Linked DNA regions of Homo sapiens: region 2 is linked to region 1. A link is a contact called in ENCODE Hi-C or POLR2A ChIA-PET data. All regions are on one chromosome and are shown on one strand. Each heading gives the region's core, a stretch centred on a gene start or an enhancer-like site at or near the end of the contact. The rest is flanking DNA. Distances are from core to core; before and after follow the strand shown.

Evidence for each region. A loop is a pair of places that touch in the nucleus more often than their neighbours do. ChIA-PET counts read pairs that join two places held with the same protein, here RNA polymerase II (POLR2A). Pooled maps may share reads with other maps.
Region 2: a loop to region 1 is called in a pooled map, with 15 times the contacts of the local background. The contact joins two enhancer-like sites. A Hi-C loop is called at or near these places in 3 of 37 single-sample maps with no recorded cell type and 2 of 50 pooled maps. POLR2A ChIA-PET finds 5 or more read pairs at or near these places in 1 of 52 experiments (GM10248).

Annotation. Positions count from the first base shown.
Region 1 is chr10:95,235,013-95,238,229 of GRCh38, reverse strand. PDLIM1 (PDZ and LIM domain 1) reads left to right here. Exons shown (of 7, transcript NM_020992.4): 7 at 119-658. The coding sequence ends at 305. Among named protein-coding and RNA genes, the nearest start is that of ACSM6, 42 kb to the right of the region's middle. Within about 2 kb of position 1,814, at least 7 of the 41 ENCODE cell types and tissues checked have a DNase peak (open chromatin) inside an H3K27ac peak, as active enhancers do.
Region 2 is chr10:95,783,584-95,787,142 of GRCh38, reverse strand. The region is part of intron 1 of ENTPD1 (ectonucleoside triphosphate diphosphohydrolase 1); the gene reads right to left. It overlaps ENTPD1-AS1 (ENTPD1 antisense RNA 1), which reads left to right. Exons shown (of 6, transcript NR_038444.1): 5 at 1,898-2,117. Among named protein-coding and RNA genes, the nearest start is that of ENTPD1, 29 kb to the right of the region's middle. RefSeq lists a silencer at 1,604-1,683. Within about 2 kb of position 1,647, at least 2 of the 41 ENCODE cell types and tissues checked have a DNase peak (open chromatin) inside an H3K27ac peak, as active enhancers do.

The sequences.
Region 1 (3,217 bases), core at 565-3,064:
GATGGGTTCCTGGGGAGAAGCCCCAGGCCCCTGCTCAGGAAGGATGGTGCCACCTGCTCAGGTGCCACCTGCAGGTGCTTGTCACTGATGGAGTCCCTTCCCTCCCTTGCTTCTGTAGTGGTGTGTTTGTGAAGCTGCGGGACCGTCACCGCCACCCTGAGTGTTATGTGTGCACTGACTGTGGCACCAACCTGAAACAGAAGGGCCATTTCTTTGTGGAGGATCAAATCTACTGTGAGAAGCATGCCCGGGAGCGAGTCACACCACCTGAGGGTTATGAAGTGGTCACTGTGTTCCCCAAGTGAGCCAGCAGATCTGACCACTGTTCTCCAGCAGGCCTCTGCTGCAGCTTTTTCTCTCAGTGTTCTGGCCCTCTCCTCTCTTGAAAGTTCTCTGCTTACTTTGGTTTTCCCTCTGCTTGTAAAACATTGAGTCCCCTCCCTGCCTTGGTTAATTGACTCACACCAGCTGTGCGATGCCCGCTTTTACAATTAAAGGAAAACTGTTTTGTTCAGTGTCACCTTGTCAGCAACACTGTGTCCCTTCGCCCCACCGTTCTTCTCTGCTGCATTTGGACATCAGCCAAATTTGAACCCAATCAAATATAACGTGTCTGACACTGATTTTGTTTTTACTCAATAAATGTATAGACTACAAAGCAGTGTGGTGTCTGTTATCTGATTATGTGTCCCATTTCCTACTCAAGCCTGATGAGATTTCTGAGGCCTGTCTTCTTGTTTTGGGTTTCTTGTTTCTCTCAGATTTACTGGCCTTTCCCCCGCAACTTGCATCTTAACAAGCTCTGTTCTTACATTTCTTCGAAGCTTGCTTGAAATCCTCTTTCTGTAAAGCTAATATAAGATACCTAGCTCTGTTTTTTTTTTGTTTTTGGAGACGGAGTCTCGCTATGTCGCCCAGGCTGAAGTGCAGTGGCGCTATCTCGGCTCACTGCAAGCTCCACCTCCTGGGTTCACGCCATCCTCCTGCCTCAGCTTCCGGAGTAGCTGGGATTACAGGCACCTGCCACCACGCCCGGCTAATTTTTTTGTATTTTTAGTAGAGACGGGGTTTCACCACATTAGCCAGCATGGTCTTGATCTCCTGACCTCGTGATCCGCCCGCCTTGGCCTCCCAAAGTGCTGGGATTACAGTCGTGAGCCACCGCGCCCGGCCCCTAGCTCTGTTTTAATGAAATCAAGTTTTCTTTGCATTGGGCTGTTCTGAGGCTTATCTGAGGAAATGAATGCTTCCCAAATAATAGGTGGGAGCATTAGCAGTTGGCTTGGAAACATTCCCTAGTAAGTCCCTCTTCAGGCTGGTTGCTGACATCACAGCTGCTCCCCTTCATGAAGGGCAGCAACCTCAGGAAAGTGTCCAGCAGCAGCAGAGAGCCCAGGACATGGCCACTGTGTCCTCCTCACAGAGGAGACTGAGGACCCTGGCTGCTAAGAACGAGTCCTGAGTCAAGATCTGAGGTCACCACAGTTTATCTCCTGGTGACTAATCCCTCATGGGCTCAGTGGTGCCCCCATCCCTCCAGACACTGAGACTAAGTGATTGTTATGAGAGGCGGACAGGGTACTCCAAGCAACCCTCTTTCCTCCAAAGGAGCAACCATCTATTCTTGAGCAGTGCTCACCACCCTTGGTAATAGTTCATGACCTTTCATTATGAATGCACTAACATGGTACATACTCTAATAGTAAGAATTGTAATCAGTACCAGGATTTCATACCACAGACTCTGAAGCCAGAATGTACGATGGACAGTTCATGCACGTGAGCTGTTGTAGTGCCACAACAAGCAGAACTGAAACTGTTCAGGCAGAAAATCATGTCATGTTAAAGCTCTCGATTTCTTTTTTTTATTTTTTGGCAGTTAATGAGTTCTTACTTTAAACCCCATCTGTTTCTACGCTTATAAAAGTCAAGGTGGCTTAAACTATGCAATTCTTAGAAATCAACATAAAATGAAAAGTCTCTGAACCACAGCAGGTCTGACTCATTTACAAAGACATTAACAGTCATGATTTGGATTTTGATTGTAAGGAATAGATGAGTCATGGATACTTAGAACTTTCTCTAATCCCTCTCCTCAGATAATGTGCCAATCAAATGTCTGACATTTGTCAGTATTACTTCTTAGGTGTGGGTCTTTCATACAGATATCTTGCTTCCAGGGGAGGCCAAACACCAACAGCTTCAGGTGACCATTATTACTATTCAATATAGCCTGTATGAGGAGTTCATTTCCTGACTGAATGAAACAGAATGTCAGCATTACCACCCCTAAGTGCCAGTTGTGTTATGTGGCAAAGAAGCCCTTCCCTTTTGCCCCCAGTATTTGGCACATACAAATATTTACTGCTCTGCCGGGCGTGGTGGCCCATGCCTGTAATCCCAGCACTTTGGGAGGCTGAAGTGGGTGGATCACTTGAGGTAAGGAGTTTCAGACCAGCCTGGCCAACATGGTGAAACCCTGTCTCTACTAAAAATACAAAAGTTCGCTGGGCATAGTGGTGCATGCCTGCAGTTCCAGCTACTCTGGAGGCTGAGGCAGGAGAATCACTTGAACCTGGGAGGTAGAGGTTGCAGTGAGCTGAGATTGTGTCACTGCACTCCAGCCTGGGTGACAGAGTGAGACTACGTCTCAAAAAAAAAAAAAAAAAAAAAAAAAAAAATTACTGCTGAGAGCAATTTGAGATTTGGCCTATTTTTTGTGCTTCATGCCTACCATATTTATCTGATTGTTTCTCTTTCATGCTTCCTCTAAAATGAAAAGATTGGAAGGAACAGTCTAACTCTGTAGCCATCTTTAATTACTAAGCTTTCAGAAAATTTCTTGAAGAGGAAAAACTCAGCCAGAGTCATGCAGACTGTGATCAAGCTGTTTTCTCTGACTTGGTATGCTCTTCCTGCACCCCTTGATTACTTTTAACATTTAATAAATTTCTGTTGTCTTTCGAGATTGAGCCACCTCCTCCTCCAGACAGGCTTCCTGACTGCCCAGCATGACTTGGATGCCACTCTCCTATGCTTCCATACCCAGGGGACACCTTCTTGGCATGCATCACACAAGACACTAATCACTCATCTCGTGAAAGGAAAGAAGCCTTGCATGAGAGCTGATCCTTTGTCTTTTTCAGCCTTTTCTCCTCGGCACTCAGCTCAGTACCTTGCTAGTGGCAGATAGTCCACAAGCTTGGTAAATCTGTAAA
Region 2 (3,559 bases), core at 398-2,897, 550 kb before region 1:
ATGCAAAGACCATGGCCCAGCACCTTTCTATGCATCATTCTAATGTTGGTAGCTCATTACCTAAATTGAAAACAAAACCAAAGAGCAAAACAAAACCTCGAGGTTACTAGCTCTGGGATCTTGAGTAAGTCACCTTTTCTACCTTGTTTCCTCAGCTGTAAAATGAGGATTAATGGTAATACCTACTTGACAGAGTTAAGAGGATTAAAGTAAATTGAATAATGTATAAGAAACTGCCATATGAACCATAAATTCAATGATTATAATGATGATTGTGATGGTTTGCAAGGCCACAACTCCATTTGTAATCAACATACAAAATCAAATATCTAAATGTGCAACACTCAAGTAACCAGAGGCTTTTTATATTTATAAATGGTGTTGAAAATTTTAAGTTTCCCAGATTTCCAGGTTTCATCTTTTTCCCATGGCAGAAAAGTCTAGGTTGGATAAGGTGGTTTCTGTCATTTTAAGATATGCTGAAACTTTTTCTCACTAGATTTGGTGCTTTCTCTGCTGACAGTGGGCACAGGGAGCCAGAATCTAGGACTGCACTTGGCTTGGTGGGAACCAGTCCTGAGCTGCCTTCCTCCTTGGGGAACAACATTAGTCTCAGATTCTAACACCAGGGTTCGCTTTCTCAGGCAAAGGACGGTAGTGCAATACGGAAGCTAGGGATATGCATTCCTTCTCCCTCCCCTACTGAACCTGCGTCTCCTTCAACCTTGTCTTTCAGGCTCCTTTTCAGGGCAATATGGAAGTCTCTGTGCTCAAAGTACCCTCCATCCTCCATTGCTTATTGCTCCACTAATTTCCAATTTGGTGGAGTTAAAAAGAAATACCTCTGGTGGCCTTAAAGTCAAAGGAAGCTGTGTGGTCCTTCTCACCAAAACCTGGCTGTGGCAAAGCTGAACAGAATGAACAGAAGTTTTGAGTCATTATGGGAAGGGGAGGGGCAAACCATCCCTAGGGAGTTTGGAACAAAGTGCTTTAAGCAGCACCCAAGCACTGGGTAGCAGGGTGGGAGGACATAAGGGGTCAGGAGGTAGAAGTGAGGCTCAGATATGAGGCCCTCAGATAAACACCTCTCTTTCACCTGCATCCAGTTTTACCAAGTGCCCACTCTTGTCTCCTTCCTGCCTCCTTAGATAACAAGAGCAGCACCACTGGATGCTAGGCCAAGAAAAACGCTTGCCATCCTCACAATCATCCTCTTCCCCATTTGTTATGTTCTTACTGGGTAGCAGGCACTGTGCTAAGCACTTTATACTCATTGTTCATCAAATTATCACAACACCATAGATATCATTAGCCTATTTTGCACTTGAGAAAACTGGGGTCCAAAAGTTTGATAACATATTCGTGGTCACACAAATGGTAAGCACAGAGCTGGAATTTGAGGACAAGCCTGTCTGACTCCAGGGATTCTAAGCTCTTAATTATTAGGAGACATTGACACTCATTTAACTCTTCTCTTTTCTTTTATTTCCCCCACCTATCCACCTCCCAACTTCCTTCAGCCAAATGAGGCCAGTTTACATAGCCACCTTCTGAGAAAAGTTACCACAGATGGTTTCTGCTTCATAAGTTGCTGGGTTGGTTTTGTGGCCAACCTTGTGTCCTGAGACCTTATGATCTTGGCCACAACAGATTGTTCCAACAACTGCTGCTTAAGCCAAAGTCAACTATAGGCTGGACTTGCATTATCTCATTTAATCCTCATAACAAAGCTTTAAATTAAGTACTAATACCAACTGCATTTTACAAGCGGGAAAACTGACATTCAGATAAGTTAACTTACCTGCCTAAGGTGGGACAGCTAGTAAGAAGCAGAACTATGATTGGAAGGTAGGTTTATCTGAATGCTTGAACACTGTTCTACCTCCCATTTTTTCAGAGATCAATAGAGTTGGCCTGGAACAAGAGATGCCCTTGAATGCAAGTTGTAACAACTGAGAGAAATTGCCCAGACACTGCAACGGGAGTTGCCAACAAAGTAACAGAGTCAGAGAAGAGCTGAGTCTTGGGAATGAAAAAGTGATGAGGGGATGACTTCCACAGTGGGTATCCGGTCATTTGGGCTGCTGCTCTGCCCTCATCAAAGTGATTTCCACTCTGTGAGTCTCTGATATGCAGCTATAGAACCTGTTGCCTGTTTCCTAATTTATCCATGTGGGCCTGTCACCCTCATCACCTCAGGTAACAAAGTCCAGTCCTTATTACTTTGTGCCTCACACATACACTCCCTTAGGCCTAAACTCCCTGCAACGCCACTCCTGCCAAACCCCCATGATTGTCCTGGCCTGATGGAGTGAAGTAATGAGAGACTTGAAGCTTTGTAGACCTGAATGCTCATATCTTGCCACTACCCCAGCCTCCAGCTTTACTTCCTCCTCCAATGGGTAGCTCTCTCTCCTCCTTCCTCATTGTCTGCCAGCCTGAGGGAAAAGAGTACTGAGGCCGATAGGTGTTTTCCAAAAGGCTCTGGGTGCACTGGATGTACACCAGATGTTTCCTGCGACAACAGCAAGACAAAGGCAGTGGGCATGCAGAAAGCCATATAGCAATTGGTCTCTGGAACTGCTACTTCCTGGGTCCACAAGGTCTTGGGGTGACTAGGAAACACAGCCTGAGTTTTTCTCCCCAGGCCTTCACACTCTACAGTTAGCCCCATTCTCTACACAAGACAATGGAGCTCATAGGAGTCCCCATGTCTCTGAGCTTGGCTAGGGCAAACAGTTAGAGAGTGGCTGCTGGTGAGAGACAGTGCTGAAAATGCTGGCAGCAAGCCATATAAGACATTTTTAGTGGCCCCATAATGTCTATATACTCTAAGGAACTTGTATTTGTGAGCAGCTGGTGCTACATCATTAGATGTCATATGTGACAGGCTGTTCCAAGAAAGATCCAGGATACAAGAAGCTGGATTTCCTGACTTCAGTGTCCCTGGGTTTTTAATGCCTACCCTATCTTATGGGTAATTTGGCAAATGGTCAAATTGCTACACTGATCTTTTCTACAATCAAAAAAAAAAAAAAAAGAACAAGCAAAGCACCTGATTATACAAAGCATCTTACTACATTCCTCCTGCAGGAAGGCAGGATATAGTAATCGAAAGAGACAAAAGAAAAAAAATGACTAGGAACCTATATTTTTGCATAGATTTTCTACCCGCTTTCACCCCCACCTCTTCCCAGGCCACCTGCTATTCTAGTTCTTGGTCACCAATTTTGCCTCATCTTAAAATTTGTTCCTCTTTCCCATAATCAGTAGTAACTAGAAGCTGAGTTCCCCAGGCAACCATAAATACTTGTTATTCTTTTTGCCACGTGACTTGCCCTAAAAATAAATTCAAATATTTTTCCTACCATCAAAATGCCAGGAAGAATTGGATACTGTCTTGAAGAAGTGGACACTGTTTTTTTTTTTTTTATGCCTACCTGTGAAATAGAGCAGGCCTAATGCTACTTAGCCAAAATTTTTAGGAATCCTAAGAAAGTCCTAACACAGAAGGTAATATAAAAACCTGGGTGTTATCCTATCTTGAAAATGGGACAAG